Linked DNA regions of Mus musculus: region 2 is linked to region 1. Evidence: chromatin loops called from intact Hi-C (ENCODE). Cell type or tissue: gastrocnemius. All regions are shown on one strand. Links, peaks and the distances in the headings refer to the core of each region. The heading gives the core; the rest is flanking DNA.

Region 1 (8,328 bases), core at 57-8,056:
TTTGTGTCCAGACGTAGAACTATCAGCTGCTTCCCCAGCACGTTGTCTGCCTGAGTGCCACCATGCTCCTCACTGTGACAATAGACTAAACCTCTAACACTGTAAGTCAGCCCCTGTTAAATGTTTTATAAAAGTTGCCATGGCCACACTGTCTTTTCACAACAATGAAACAGACAGAATACTGACAAAAATGCCAAGCACGAGGAACTGAGTCTACATCACAACACCCACTTAATATCCAGGCAAGGTAGCACACATCTTGTGTTGGGGACATCTTAGTTACTTTCCTATTTTTGTGATAAAGCACTATAGTCAAGACAACTTACAAAGGAAGTAAGTTCCACTGGACTTTTGATTGGGGGAGGGGAGGTAGTGTCCATGATTGGAAGCATGCTGTTGGCTGGAGCAGCAGAGAGTTCACATCTTCATCTAAAAGCAGGAGGCAGAGTGAGGGTGAAGGAGAGGGGAGAGAGAGAGAGAGAGAGAGAGAGAGAGAGAGAGAGAGAGAGAGAGAGATCACTATAATCTAGTGAGTCTTTTGAAGTCTCAGAGCTTACCTCCAGTGACACACCTCCTCCAACAAGGACACCCCTCCTAATCCTTCCCAAATTGTTCCCAACTGAGCAGCAGGTACTCGAGTATATATTCTCAGTCAAACCACCACATGGGGTAGAGACTGGCATATCCAAAGGGCTCACTGATCAGTCAGTCTAGCTGAAATAGTCTTCTGCATATTCAGTGAGAGACCTTGTCTCAAAAAAAAAAAAAAAAAAAAATAAGATGGCAAGCTGAGAAGATGGCTCAGTGGCTAAGTTACTTGCCCTGTGTGAGGACTGGGGTTTGGATTTCCAGAACAGTCGTGAATGCTGGGGAAGGTGGCAGCTTAGTCTGTGATCCCAGCACTCAGGTGGAGGTGGAATCCCTGGAGCAAGCCAGACTGACTGTGTCTGTTGCTCTGGGTCCAACTGAAAGACTTTGCCTCAATTACTAAAGGGAAGACTTCTGATGTCAGCCTTGATCCTCCACATGCACGCACACACATGTGCTCACATATTCGTACACACTCCTCCCACCCTCAATATACACCACACACACACACACACACACACACACACACACGAAAACCAGGGGAGGAATGTGTCTCATGGTACAACAATTGCTTACTATAGACCTGGGTTAGTTCCTCAGTGTTATAAAATGTATTTTTCCTCATCTACTGTACTGTACTGGCTGGTTTTGTGTGTCAGCTTGACACAAGCTAGAATCATCAGAGAAGAAGGAGCCTTGCTTGAGGAAATGCCTCCATGAGATCCAGCTGTAAGGCAATTTCTTAATTAGTGACCAATGGAGGAGGGCCCAGCCAATGATGGGTAGTGCCATCCCTGGGCTGGTGGTCCTGGGTTCTATACGAAAGCAGGCTGAGCAAGCCATGGGAAGCAAACCAGGAAGTAACATCCCTCCATGGTCTCTGCATTAGCTCCTGCTTCCTGACCTGCTTGAGTTCCAGTCCTGACTTCCTTTGGTGATCAACAGCAATGTGGAAAGTGTAAGCCTAATAAACCCTTTCCTCCCCAACTTGCTTTTTGGTCATGGTGTTTTGTTGAAGCAATAGAAACCCTAACTAAGCAATTTGGTATCAAGGGTATTGCTGTGACTGGCCTGACCATGCTTTTGTTTGGAGGAATGTGGCATTCGGGATTTTGGATCAGAAAAGCAGTCAAATGCTTTAAGTGGGGCTTAAAGGGCCAGCCTAGTAGGACCATGAAAGACAGTGATGCTGAGGGTGATTTGAACTGTAGGGTCCTGGCTCAAGAGGTTTCAGAGAAAAGGAATCTTAGTATTCTAGAGACTGTTCTTGTGATATTTTGGTGAAGAATGTGGCTGTTTTTGCCCTTGTTTGAAAAAGTCCCCCTGAGGCCAAATTGAGTTTTGGATTAATTGCACTGGCAACGGAAATCTCAAAATAGCCTAGTATAGACTCTGTCGTGTGATTACTAGTGTTCTCTTCTATGAAGAGCTAAAATAACGAGGAGCAAGCTGAGCAAAAATACAAAAACCTACAGATTTCAGAGAAAAGAAGCACTAGGAAGTGGAATGGAGCTAAATCCTGTGTTCAAGAAGATAAACAGATTAAAGAAAAGCCTGATGTTAAATGAAATAAAGGGAGTGGTGACCTCCCACCCAGCTAAACTTCCAACTTGTGAAAAAGGAATTAAAGAAGAGTTTAGGTCCAGGTGTGGTGGTTCTTGCCTTTAATCCCAGCACTCAGGAGACAGAGGCAAGCAGATTCTCTGCATTCAAGGCCAGCTTGGTCTACAGGGTGAGTTCCAAGACAGCCAAGCTTAGGCAATGAAGGAAACCACTGAAAACAGAAAGCTGGTAAAGATGTCATTGAACGAGGGGCCGTGTCCCAACCCCAGCAAGCAGAAGAACTTTGCAGCTTCAGTCACGTGGCTCTAGCTTTAGAGTCAAAAAGAAGAGAAAGAGGCTACCTCAGCTAAGAAAAGCCACTGTGGTCAGACATGTGTCAGGGTGTCCATGTGCAGCAGAGGCCACTGTGTGAAGCTTCGAAGGTGAAGCCTGGATTACCTCGCAGACTCCAAAGTGTTGGAGATGCCAGAGCCCTGGATACCTGTCGAGAAGACTGCTCACAGTGAGGGGACCAGCCCAAGGAAAAGAAGTGTGCTGCAGTCAATGAAGGTGACAGGGGTTGGAGATCTGACGTCAGACATGGAGATGCAGAATTTGGAGTTTGCCCAGTTGGCTTTCAGTCCAGTATCTCCTCACTGTGTGCGCTTTCCTCCCTTATGGAACTGTAATATGTATCCTGTGCCACTGTATGTTGGGAGTATGTGATCTGCTTTTTTACTTGGATTTTATACAGAATTACAGTCAAGAGATTGCATGAATCTCAGAGAAGACTTTGAACTTTGGACTTTTTAAACATTGTTGAGACTGTGATAGACCATGAGGACTTTTGGATTTGGGCTGAATGCATTTCTGCATTATGATATGGCTACAAGTCTACAAGGACCAGGGTGTGGACTGTGGTGGTTTGAATAGGAACGGACCCCGTAGATTCGAGTGTTTGAATACGTGGTCCATAGAGAGTGGCCCTATTAGGAGGTGTGGCTGTTTTGGAGTGGGTATAGCCTTATTGGAGGAAGTGTGTCACTGTGGGAGCAGGTTTTCAGATCTTAGATGCTCAAGCCCTTGCCCTGAAGGCTCACAGTTCTCTTATGCTGCCTGTGGATCAAGATGTAGAACTCTTAGCTCTTTCTCCAGCACCATGTCTGCTGGCATGGCACCATGCCTCCCACCATGGTGGTCATGGATTGAATCTCTGATACTCTGATCCAAGTCACAATTAAGTGTTTTCCTTTGTAAGAGCTGTCATGGACAGCTCTTTTCAGCAACGACAGCCTAACTAATACACCTAACATACACACTTACCTAAGATACACACACACACACACACACACACACACACACACACATACACACACACACACACACACAGGTATATTATTCAGCCTTAGGGAAACACAGCATTCTAATGTGGGCAAACCTTTGGAATGAAGCAAACAGATTAGTAAATATTGCATGATTTCATTCACATGAGGTATCCAGAGTTGTCATATTTGTAGGCATAGATGCTGCCCTTATTAAGCATAATTCTTTTGTTTCCTTGTTTGCATAAGGCCTCAGGATATAACAGGGCTGGCTTCTAACTCACAGTCTTCCTGCCTTGCTCCAAGGGCTGAGATTACAGGCCTGTGCCCCAGGCCTGCCTTGATTCAGACCTGGACACATGGAACCCAGTGTTTTACTGAACAACTAGGTCACAGCCATACTCAGACCTGGAAGGGACCATTCATCACTAGCTGTTTGGGCATTTTAACATACACAAGTCTCTGGGCCTCTTGGCTCCTTGTAAGGAAAGGCTCTAAAGCTGTTTCTGCACAGCGGGAGGGGAAAACCCTCTTAAGAGTGGCTCAGGCCTGGGCAGGGCCCTGGGCTCCAGTTTTGCAGCTATGACCTCGGTCTTTGCATTAAGCACTTCCTGCCATGGCGGTGGAATGTTCACACCACAGGGTAGGGGGACGCCCCCATCCCCCAGAGGCTTAGAGAAGATGCTCGGACCAACTTCAACCCTGCAGTCTTTGTTCAAACTAAAAGTTATCTCTCTACTTACTTCCCGACTTGCAGGCTCCCCGCTGTTCTCTGGTCTCTGCCCTCATTCCTTGATTTTAAACCAGGGGCCAAGTCTCTTACCTACTTTTGGGCTCGGACAGGAAGTTTCCCCCTGATTCCACCAGGGGGCGCGCGTGGGCCTTGCAAAGACCGAACAAGAATCTCAGGGAAGAGTCTGAAGTGCATGTAACCAGAGAGGCAGGGAAGCCTGGGACTGTAATGAGGGTCCCAAGGATGAGGCTCTGGTCCTGGGAGGTGTCTTGTCCCTCGGTTTGCTGGTCTAGAAAATGGGAGGAGGGCTACTAGGGCAAGCTTCTCAACCTTTTTTTTTTTTTAAATTAACATGATTTATTCTATTTTACAAATGTAATATTTTATTTTTCGAGAATTTCATGCAGGAGTCACTTAGACATCTTTTCTGAAAGCAGGCTTTGAGTCAGGGTCTGAGTATGGCCTGACCCATTTCTGATAGGCTCCCATGTGGTGTGCTTGCCTATGGCCCTGGGAATTATCTCCAGGGGATCTTCCAGGCCTAACCACAGATGAATTTCTGAGCTGGGCAGGAAGACCCTCTGGTCCTGAACAGCCCATCTCCCTTGCCTGTAATTCTAGAACTCAGGAGGCAGAGGCAAGGTGACTATGTGAAGCTGGAGGCCAGCCTGGTCTACAAGTGAGCTCTAGGTTTGCCTAAGCTACATAGCAGGCTCTGTTTCAAAACAGAAACCAACCAGCCGGGTGGTGACCCATGCTTTCAATCCCAGCATTGGGGAGGCAGAGGCAGGCAAATCTCTGTGAGTTCAAGCCTGGTCTACAGAGTGGTTCCAGGACAGCCAGGAGAAACCCTGTCTTGAAAAGCCAAAAAAACCAAACCAACCAGCCAGCCAGCCAAACAAAACCCCCAAAGCTCCTGCAAAGTGGCCTCCTGTGCAAGTGTGAGAGCGTGTGCGCGCACGCGCGCGCGCACACACACACACACACACACACACATACACGCGTGCGCGCGGATAAAGAAACAGGGAGAGTGGTGGTGAGCAAGCCTTCTATCAGGCAGACCCCAGGAACAGACCCTCTGCTGAAGCAGGCTATGAAAGAGGAAACCCCTGCTAAACATAGACCAGGGAGGAATTGATTTATCAAGTAGATACAATTCTAAATTTGCACAAAACTAATAACATAGCCTCAAAGTATGTAAAGCAAAAAAAAAAAATCATAATCAAGGGAACTAAAAGAAGAAATGAATTCTTCCTCTGGGGGGTGGGGGTGTCCCCCTACCCGGTGGTGGTGTGAACATTCTACTGTGGGTGGTATCTGCTGGCAGCAGCCCAGACGAAAAGGAGCATGGGAGAAGACGATTACGAGCTCTTTGCTCCCTCTCCTGCTGTCCAGTGAATTTGCCCTCCTCACAGCAGCCCCCACTTCCTGCTTCCTTCACTGATATCAGGCCAGGGTTTCCATAGCTGATTAGGGACCAGTGGCTCTCCAGGCTGTATGGGGACTCTGACTTTTGGAGTGAGCAACTTCTGCCAGAGTCCCCAGTGAGAGTCACTGTGGGAGTCCCCCAGCTTCTGAGCAGAGCAAGGGAGACATCCAGCCTCAAGGACTGAGCCCCTGCTGGGCACTCAGCCTCTCAGCTAAGATTCAACAATTGTTGGCATTTCAATATAACTGACTTAATTTCTGTAATATATACAAGGATGTATTCATTCCATTGTTTCTGAACCTCTAAAGAACCCTGAATGATTTCCAATGATGCCCGGAAAGATATGTGAGATTTTATTACTTTTTAATGTGAGAGTGGTCAGTGGAAGAAGGTATATTCATTTCTTCTTTTAGTTCCCTTGATTTTATTTTATTTTATTATTTTATTTTATTTTATTTTTTTGCTTTATATAGTTTGAGGCTATGTTACTAGTTTTGTGAAAATTTAGAATTGTATCTACTTGATAAATCAATTCTTCCCTGGTCTAGCAGGGGTTTCCTCTTTCATAGCCTGCTTCAGCAGGGGGTCTGTTGCTGGGGTCTGCCTGATAGAAGGCTTGCTCACCACCACTCTCCCTGTTTCTTTATCCGCATGCTTATTACACCTCCACTATAAGCATCACATATTGTTGCTGCTTTTAACCTAATAAGACGGTGTTTGTCTTTCTAGTGTAGTATGTAGTCTGCTTACATGTAATGCAGTTGCTCGTTCGTGCATTTGGCTTTGTCTCTCCGCTATTGTTCTCTTTTTCTCTTTCTTAACACCCTGGAATAATATAGCTGCATAAAGAAAGTGCCTTTCCAAAGTGTTGGAGATGTGGCTCAGTTGGTAAAGTACCTGACCCACAAGGACAAGGATATGAGTTTGTATCGCCAGCATGCAAGTATGAAGGCTGCGTGCATACGGTCACAAATCTCTGCAACCTGAGTGCGGGGTGGATCCCCAGAGCCCACAGGCCAATCAGTCTAGCCAATCGATGAGTGCTGGCTAGAGTGGTGAGCAACCCTGTTTCAAACATTATGATGAGAACTGAAGCCTTCTGATGGTGACCTCTGACCTCTACATGCTCATCCTCCTACAGGCACGCACTCCCATACACTGCACACATGTGCATACATACAAAATGGAAAGCGAAGGTGAAATACAGACCTTTCATTCAAATAACAAATGTATCGCTAGCACAGCGCCACAATTAGTGATGAGCTGGGCTGAGAAACAGTTCCAGCCAGGAACGTGGAGATAAGAAAGGAATAAACGTCAGTGAGGAAAATATCTGCTTAATTTAAACAAATTTGTCTGTACAAAACAATAATAATAACAATGCCATGTGGAGAGTGATATATAGAAAGAACTCAAATACCAGATGGTTCCAGATGACACCAGAACATGAATCAGGTGGGGTAAATAGGGTTTTAAATGGCCCGAGGTCCCTCATACCTGCATCAGTGGTGAGGGTGACGACATTCATTAGTGTTAGACTTGAACGAGTCAAGGTGCGCTGTGCTGCGCTGGCTTTAGGATTGCCACTTATAGAAAGGGACACTAACAATTAATAACACAGTGATATGATCAATATAAATACCAAACCCACCCGGAATGAAGTTTTAAGAGGATGTGTATGTGTGTGTAGAATACATTTTGACTTTTTAAATATGAAGCATAAGGAAACATCAAAGATAATTTTTTTTAAATGCTAATAAAAATCTCTTCTACTGGGACTGGAGAGGTGGCTCAGTGGTTAAGAGCACTGGCTGCTCTTCCAGAGGTCTGGAGTTCAATTTCCCAGAAACTACATGGTGGCTCACAACCATCTGTAAAGAGATCTGATGCCCTCTTCTGGTGTGTCTGAAGAGAACAACAGTGTACTCGCATATATAAAATAAATAAATAAATCGCTTTTTAAAAAGTCACTTCAGTTGTTGGATGTAAAGGGGGCTCAGTGGATAAAGCCCCTGCTTGTTAGTGTGAGGGTGCTGCTCAAGCCCTCAGAGCCAGGTGGGCCTGGTGGGCTGCCTGTGATCCTAGGGCTCCAAGGGTGGATACAGGGGACTGCTGGGTCAAGCTGCCTAAACGAACTACCATATGGCCAAGCTGTGGGTTCATCTGAGAGATACTGCCTCAGTGAATGAGAAGGAAGATTCCCTATGTCAGCCTTAGATCTCCAAATGTGCACCTATAGATAAACACTCCCACATATGGGAACACACACACACACACACACACACACACACACACACACACACACCTGCCTGCATACCACACACCCAAACACATACTTTTTTTTTTTTTTTTTCTGAGACAGGATTTTTGTCTTGCCACTCTGAAGACCAGGATAGCCTCAAACTCAGAGATCTGCCTGCCTCTGTCTCACAGAGACAGAGGATTAAAGTGCTGGGATTAAAGGTGTATGGCACTGCCTGACCCACACATACATTTTTTAAATTTACGTTAATTAGACAGTAAGCACACAACATTCTATTCAACATGATTCACACATGTCTACATATGTAAAATATTTTTTAGTTTCTGCTCCACTGTTAGCAAAGAGAAAAACAAAATTCAGAATATAAGTCATGCATGATATGGTCTTATTTGTGTATATATATACACACACACATGCATACTACATCATACCACACACACACATGCATACT
Region 2 (8,328 bases), core at 303-8,302, 71 kb after region 1:
GAGGCCCAAAGCCAGGCAGAGAAGCTTGGATCTGGACTGGCAGTCCGGGGACCAGGCTTTTTGTGTCAAGGTCACGCCTTGATCTTGAAAGGACAAGAGGGACTGAGGCAGAAGGCTAGCTAAGAGATCTGGAGTGGATCTGAGCCCCACTAACAGTCCTCATGGGGACAAAGGCGTCCCAGCTAAAGACTAAGGTGGGAGGTACTGGGTTAGGCTCTGGGTTTGAGCCATTCTCTGCTTCCTGGCACAGGTACATCAGTTATTCGTGGGAGGTTTAAGGTGGAAACAGCACACAACCTGTAGGGTTGTATGCGAGCGCAGAGATGGGCACTAGAGCTCAGCGTAGAACCTGGCTCCAAGGATGCTCAGGTTTCCCTCAGCTTAGCTCATTCATTATCTGAGAGAAACAAACATGTGCTGGGTAGCATCCTAGATGAGAGGAGGGTCAGGAGAGGCGAGGCCAGGCCTGAGGTATCAGACAAACACTGAGGCTGTGGCGGCACGATTGGCATCTGAGGTCAGATCAGGGTTTTAGCAGCCATCTTCCCCAAAGCCTCCAAGGACTCCAGCTGGGACCCCACCCCTCCTTCCTGTCTTCTACTCAGCTTTACTGTAGTGAGGCCCATGCTGCTCCCCATCCCAGGAAGGGTGGGAATGAAAATTCCCCCTCCTGGTAGGGGGACCTAACCCTGGGCTTCTCCTCCAGGAGGCTCAGGGTCAGGGTGGGAAAGTAAGGGGCTCAGATGGGGCATTAGGAACTGCAAGGAGGGATTAGATCCCCGTCTTACTGTGAGTGGCCCAGAGGGCTTCATGGAGGAGAAATACTGGAGACACTGGCTGTGAGTGATGGACTGTCTTTAAATCCAGGATGTGGCTCTGAGCACTGCTCACACTCTTTCCTTCTGGGGTTCTTTTGTTTTGGTTTTTGTTTTGTTTTTGAGCTAGGGCCTCATGTAGCCCAGGTCGGCCTCAACCTCTCTGTGTGGCCAAAGATGGATCTGGCTTATCAGGTGCTGGGGATGGGACCAGGATCGCATGCATGCCAGGCAAGCCCCGTACCAAGTGAGCTACGTCCTTGGCCTGCAGTCCTTTATGCCCTTTTCCCACACAGTTGGCCTCGACTCTGATTTGGGGACCCCACACCCCACAACTCTCCCTCTTCCCTGGTTGTAGCCTTCCACATTCACTTTGCGGAAGGACCTTTCTGCCGGGGGACGTCTGCCCGTGGTGGACGATCAATTTGCCATGCGGAAGCATATTTGGGGGCTTTAATCTTCTTAATAAATTGCTCTCAGATTGTGCATGATTAAACCCCCGGAAAATTCATGAGCACGCTGGGGATAGAGACCTCTTCGGGAAGGTTTGACATGAGCGACACAATAAACACAGCTTCTAAATTGGGTCAGGGAAGCCTCTGAGGTCCAGCGCAGGACGTTCCCGTGGCCCTCCCCAGGCCTATAAATTAATCATGCACACAAAGAGGGCCTTGTCCATTCTCCTCAGCGCCAGGGGTTGTATCTCTGCCCACTGACCCCACCCCCACCCCCTTCCTTGCTGTCTGACTGCCCAGTGAGGCATTTCAGCTTCTGGCCTTTGTTATTCCTGTCTCCACAGCAAGGTGGGTGTACATTTCAGCAAGAGAGATGTAGGTTAGATATGGGGAAGAACTTCCTGGCTGACCGCATCGTGGTGTGAAATACGGGAATAGGTTGTACAGGTAATTCAAAGACACTCTTTCCTGTAGGAGTTGAAAACCTGTCAGGCTCTACCCTACGGTGACACTCTTGGGCTACTGTCTGTGGCAGAGGCAGCCTCAGGACCTGGCCTGAAAATGCCTCTTTCTGGAACAGTTAGCACCCCTGTGGTCTAAGTGATCCGATGAATGAGACCGGACTAGCACCCTTAAGCCCAAATCGTCAGTGCGGTCTAGAAGGGGACATTTGCCGGGAGGCTTCTGCAGACCTCAGCTCTGGCTTGGTGAGATGGCTCATCGGATACAGTGCTTGCCAGCACTGCACAACACCAGGCTTAGTGGCATAGACCTATAATCCCAGCATCCAAAGGCTCAAGGTTTTCCTCAGCTACATAATGAATTTAAGGCTAGCTTGGGCTACATAAAAGCCTATTTTAAAAAAAAGAAATCTCAGTATGCTCACCTTATATCCCATGCCAACTGCCTGTCAGAATCCTAGCCAGGTAGCTCACATGCTACCTCCTCTGGGAAGCCTTCCTGGGTTACCACCCCATCCTATCCCACCCCCACGTGAACAGTTGTTAGTTACTTCTTTCTGCTTTTTTTGTCTCCTCAGCCTCTGTCCCTGTCTGCCTACACCTGTGGGAACCCTCATATGCCACTAAAGTGTCAGCTTTCTAGGGACAAGGACTATAGTGGACTCCTCTTGGGGACACATAATCTCCCTTCCCAGACCATATTAGAACTTGCCTGGGCTTTCAAGTACCAGGTCCTGGGGTTGCCCCCCCCCATTTACTTCAGGGTAGGTACTACATCCCAAGGGCAGTTGTGGGAATCCTGGAGCATTGAGATAGGAGAGAGAGAGATAGAGATAGAGAGAGAGAGAGAGAGAAAGAGAGAGAGAGAGAGAGAGAGAGAGATCACACATGAGTACAGAAGTATGGGGCAGAGGCTGTGACTGGCCTGACTAGACCTCATTGGGTTTCATGTTGAGGTTTTTCCCCCTCTCTCTGCTAATGCCTGACAGAGTAGGTCTTTGCGGGTGGGGGGGGAATTCCTTCGGCATAGGAACCCCAAGCTGAGACACTGTGGCCTTGGGTAACCCCTGTGCATTGTCACCAGCCACACCTGTCCTAGCACAAGCCTAGGCAAGTGTGCCATTTGGAAAGAATAATGTGCAGGTCCGGGCTGGCCGTGAAGTTGGGACTCATGGTCAGCCCCACGGGGAAGGAGGGAGGCCTTACATTGGTGGATGTGGGGTGGGGAGACCCAGGAGGAAGGATCCCGGTGCTACAGCTTTCCAGAAGCTTCTGTCAGCATGCTTACCCTATGGTGGGGCTACCCTCTGCTGTTGCTTACGGGAGCCTCAGAGTGTTGTCCCTCCCTAGAGAGCTTCATACTGGGCTCTGGTGAAGCCATGGAGTGTGCCTGTGGATGCACACCCATACATATGCACGTGAGTGTGAATGTTAGGGTGGACGGGTGTGTATCCGTGTATGAACATGTGGGTGTGCCTAAGTGTAGGCACGTGCCTGTGAGTGGGAGGGGGCTTGTGTGCAGAGCCGGAGCTAGGCAGAGCTTTGCTCTGGAACTGGCTGCAGGCTGGCATCGATGCCTCAGGAGATCAGCAGGTGGAGAGAGAGAGCCACTGAGAGCATGTGGGTCAGGGAGGCCTCTGGGCTGTTCACTAGATGGCCCTGACTCAGTGCCTAAAAATAATACCAGATCCCACATGCGCTAGAGAACATGCCAGGCTCCTTCAGCCCCGTGAACTCACTTCAGCCTCCCGTAGCCCATGAGGAAGTGGGTTCCAACTTAGTCTGGATTTATCGCCAGGGATGCTGCGTTCTAGTCGAATGTGGGGAGGCTCAAGGCTGGAGTTGACAGAATGGAGATGGGAATCCTCAGGCTTCTGAGGACCTGCGTACAGTGTGCTGGCTCCTGAAGAGCTCTGGAGATACAGGATGAAGGGAGAAACTGTTAGCCTTGCCTGCTGCAGGGAGGCTGAGAGAGGTCGGATGGTGAGAGGCAGGCACACCAAGGACAGCTGGTGTAATAGTGACTTCTGTGAGTGGGGGCTTTAAAGTCTGGCCTTGGTGAAGGGAAGGTGTCCTGATGTAGAGAGGGCAGGGTGTCTCATGAGTGAAGACACACTAGTGGGAGGCCAGTGGGGATGCCTGCAGGGCCTCAGATACATGGCACAATACAGGCTCCTCTGTGAGTCCTCTCCAGGCTGGTCCTCAGGTCAGAGGTCATCCCCAGCCCCGCATCTTGCTATGTTTTTTCTCTTGTCCAGACCCCCTACCCCTCATTCCTCTTCTCCCTTGAGCCCAAGATGTCAAAGTGTAGGAGGAGAGGAAGACAATAAAAATGAGAGGTGGTTGCCACGGAAACTATAAAGTAGAAGCAGAAACTTTACATACAGAGCAGGAGGGGGAGGGGACCAGACCCAGTGACTGACAGGGGGCGGGGACCTGTGCTGAGCAGGGGGTGAAGGTGGGGAAGGTTGCTTGTGGTCTGAGGAGGGGGCTTTACCTTCTCCCGGGGCCTGAGCGTTTGGGTCCTCTGTCACCTGGAGAGGCCAGGGCTTCCCTGCAGGTTTTTCATAATCCTGTCTGGAGTCTGCCGTCCTGACTCGCAAAAATGACGTTACCTGGGACTGGACAGTTTACAGGCGGCTTCCCACGTGTTGCCTCATCTAGTCACGTGATTGTTAGTCCTGGGAGGAAGCCTGTCTGTGGAGCAGAGTTGGGAGTCCAGCCAGTGAATCAGGGGACTTGCCCCATATAACACAAAAGGTGAGGTTGCAGCCCTCGGTTGCCAGCCCCTAATCCCTTGGGCTCTCTCTGCCTGCACTGCTCAGCTTGGAGCCTATGCTCCCTGCAACTTCTAGATCTCTTCCCTCCAGTGTGCCTCCACCCCCATCCCCAGGAAGCCACCATCTGCTTGCAGTACAGCCTCAGGGAAGCTGTCTGTCTCAGAGGCATTTCCCTACTGTAGAATGGTTGCAATTGGCCCTTTGGCTTCTAAAGGGTTTTGTGAAATTGAAATGAGACCATACATTTAGACACTGGCTCCAATGCCTTATGTCTCTGCCGCATCTGAACCTAGAGCGCAGCCTTGGCCTATGTGGGGCTGGTGCAGGAAGAACTGGAGTCAGACTCCTGCCTCAGAGCAAACCTTGAGAGACCTGTGGGCACCAGGACTTCTCAGCAGATAGGTGAAGGCAAGGGGTCTGCAAGACCAGCAGGGCCCTGCCCAGGGAGCCCAAATGAGGGGCTCAAGGTTCAGGTCTGAAGTCAGCTCCTGAGTGACACATGGCTCCTGGCTTGTGCGGAATGGGAGCCAAGCGTTCGGTTTCTCCTGGGAGAGGAGCAGCGAGCCAAATGCATTATTAAATGGCAGAAAGGCGGCACTCTTGTGAAGATAGTGGGGAGGTGTATTTGATGGGTTATGAATCATGGAAAGAGAGGAGGAAACGGATAATTTCTGAGCTGGGGTGGTGGTGCAGAGCCTCTGGCCTGGCTTTGCTGAGTGCTCAGGGGGTTCACGATGCCCAGGGCTGAGGGGCTCCAAAGTACACAGACATGTGCACACATGTACTGAATAGGCCCACTCACCTCCCAATTGTCATCAGTCACGTGGCTTTCACCACTGGGGCCTGAAGTTGCCAGGTAGTCAGGGACCTGACCCTCAAGGAGAACCACAGATGTGCAGCAGAGACAGATGTAGAGTCTCTCTGTACAGTGCGCTGAGGAAGGGAGTGTGCCTGGGAGAAGAGGCTGGTATGGAGCTGGCAAAGGCAGCAGTGGCTTTTGTGGAAAGGAAGGGTGATTGGGATTAGTCAGGCCACTTGAGAGAGGTATGCCAGAAAAGATGCCCCAGCAGGCCTGGGGTTGGCAAGAGAGTTCGACACACCCGCCCACTCTGCTTGCTGAATACAGAATAGACTCTAGATGGGGGAGGGTGGCTTGTGTGTGGGGAATCACTGAGGGATATGGCAATCTCCAGAGCAAGAAGAGAAAGATGTGGTGCCGCCATGGCCCTGGGTGATTTCTGTGAAAGTGGAGAGGTTCATAGACAGAGCTAGTCAAGATTGCAAGAGTCACATCTAAGGAACCTTGCTTGAGTCACAGGGAGACTGCAGGAGGGACTGACCGATGGGGCTGGGACAGGTGGAAGGACAGAGAGCTGTGGGGAAGCTGGTTGTGGTGATTCCCAATGAGCACTGGCTAGGACCCGACCTGGACACCCTCAGCCTTGTTGCTAAAAAACATGGATTTGCAAGCAGCCACACTCTCATCGCAGCTTAGTAACCTGGAGACAAAAGACAAGAGTTATCGGGCAGCACGGAGCTCTAGCAGGAGACAGGCTGTAGAAACCGAGTTTCTGTTACTCACTAGCCTTCTGCCTATGACTGAGAGAGTCCTGTGTCCACCCCAGAGGGCCTTATAAGGGCTTGCCGAATAAACACTGCCTGGCAGCGAGTGAGTACTGTACTGGACTCGTAAGTGTGGACTGTGGGACCTTGCTCATGGCATCCCCGCTAGTCCTTGGTTTCTCCTGGCAAGGTTGACCTCCCTTGAGCCAACTCTGTTCATCTCGGGAGGAAGGAGCCCAGGGTCCATGGCCTGCTTGGCAGTGCTTGCGTGAGCCTGTGCTTCTCCTAGTTTTGTAAGGGAACACCATGCCCATCGGAGCTGTAAAGGGATATTTTAATCAGCCCAAGACCTGGTCAAGTCAGGGAACACAGAGACCAGGACAATGTGGGCCAGTCAGGGTGCTTCCTGGCCTGAGCTGACCTGCTAGGCCCCTCCCTCCAAACCACTTTTGGGGAGCCTGGGGCATCAGTGGGGAGCCCTGCAAACTGTTGCAAGCTTCACTTGGTCCTTCTACGCTGTGAGGTTTAGAAACCTTATCTGCTTGGCCATACGGGTGCTGAGGTACAGAAAATGCTGTAAATTCATTTCTGCTGAGAGCTCTACACAGAACTTAGACGGCAACAGGTGTGACCTTCAGAAGCTTCCAGCAGCCCATCTCCTCTTGCAGGAGAGTCTAGGACCCCGGGTAGTCCCCAACCCAGCATGGAAGCTTGTGTTTGTACTCTCAGTGCCTGAGCAGTGAGGCAGGGTCTCCAGTAGGGTCAGGAAGTTCTCATTCTGCAGAGGGAGACCTTGTCTAAAAGAGGGGAAAAAAATCAGTCATATTCCTGAACCCTTCCCTAGACTGGCTAAACCAGACTCTGGGGTGGGCCTGGGCATCTGCGTTCTAACACTCTCCCCTAGGCCACCCTCAAGCCCCAGGACTGAGGAACTGGACAAGGACTTCGTCTTAGGGTGACACACCTGGCAAGGGGCGGGACACACTGGCTATGTTCCTGGCTGCTGAGTAGTTGCTGTCCTGGCTGGCCTGTGAAAGAGCTCACAGGTTGCAGAGAAGAGCGGGGACTGTATATGCATAGAGCCAGTGTAAGTGGACTCAGAGAGGAACACTCACAGAGCTTAGGTCAGAGGGAGCAGGTTCAGAGAGCTCTAGCATTACCTTCCAGCTTCCCGGGGAAAAGGAAGGGAGCCAAGGTGTTTAAGGGGCCGTGCTGAGGTGTCTGTAACCCATATGTCCCTGGTGCAAAGGGGCTCAGTGGCACTGAGGCTGCTTCAGGGCTCTTGCCTTTGTCTTCTGGGCTTTTAGAGAAGGCTAGCCAGAGGTCAGCCCCCTGCCTCAGCATTATAGTCAAGAGGGATCTGATGGTGGGTTGGGAGCCCAAACACCTGCCTGTCTCTACCACTGGCTGCCTCCTTGTGGAGCCTGCATCTGTGGCCTGTTGCTGGGAATAGGGAGGACCCTGGAGAGTCCCCAGTCCCGTGCCCTGGCTGGAGGGTGGGATAGCCATCAAGTCCCCCAAGACCCTTTTCAGCCTCTGTGTGTGGAACCTTCCCTGGGAGACGGTGTAGTGAGTCTCTGGGCTCTGAAGGTATGGCAGAAGTGGCTGGGCAAGTTGTACCTTCTCTCGTGCCTTGTGGGTGGTCCTGAACCGTGCTTTCTTTGTATTCATGTGTGTCAAGTGTTAATCACTAGAAGAGATTCATCTGGGGAAATGTACAAGGCTAGCCATGGGCTTGCTGGTTTCCAGGGTGACCTTGAACTTGTTTTCCTTGGCCCCAGACTTTCCGCTTCTTCCTGTTTGAGCAGGCACTGAAACTGTAGGGCCCGCCCTTCCCCTTACCCCTGGTAGAATTTCCAGGCAAAATGCTGTTCCCAGGGTGGGGGCAGGTCTTCATTGTTCTCACTCTCAAGGGGACTTGAGGGGTGAAGGAGGCAAGAAGCTGCATTTAACTCCCTCCTGGTCTTACTGTGCCAGCTGTGAGCTCAGGGGCATCCCCAGGAAACAGTCGTGGTTCCTGTGAAGCTGGCCCCTGCCTCAGCACCTTCAGTGGCTCCTACCTACTTCCCTCAGACTGAACACAGACACTCATTGTTCACAAGCCCTCAAAGTGTAGCCTGACCAACAAGGAAGCAAGAGCTTGACCTGGAGATCTGATCAAAGACAAATGGCAAAGGAAAGGCATTCATTCATTCATTCATTCATTCATCCACTCACTAAATGCTGACTTCCAATCAATCTTACAAAGAGTCAG

Evidence for each region. A loop is a pair of places that touch in the nucleus more often than their neighbours do. Peaks named below come from ENCODE experiments on the same cell type or tissue, not always from the same donor. Only the 100,000 strongest peaks of a DNase experiment are listed, where the experiment ranks them.
Region 2: it touches region 1 in a loop (2.2-fold over the local background); 7 of 42 quality-filtered maps call a loop at or near these places.

What each region holds. Positions count from the first base shown.
Region 1 is chr2:35,535,429-35,543,756 of GRCm38, forward strand. No RefSeq gene overlaps it. Among named protein-coding and RNA genes, the nearest start is that of Gm13446, 19 kb to the right of the region's middle. In gastrocnemius, for the core only: a CTCF peak has its summit at 4,312 (motif pointing right); a DNase peak (open chromatin) is centred at 4,320.
Region 2 is chr2:35,606,203-35,614,530 of GRCm38, forward strand. It overlaps a transcript of Dab2ip not described here. Among named protein-coding and RNA genes, the nearest start is that of Dab2ip, 12 kb to the right of the region's middle. In gastrocnemius, for the core only: a CTCF peak has its summit at 3,326; DNase peaks (open chromatin) are centred at 3,333, 4,481, 5,098 and 5,577; H3K4me3 peaks cover 2,338 bases; H3K27ac peaks cover 6,915 bases.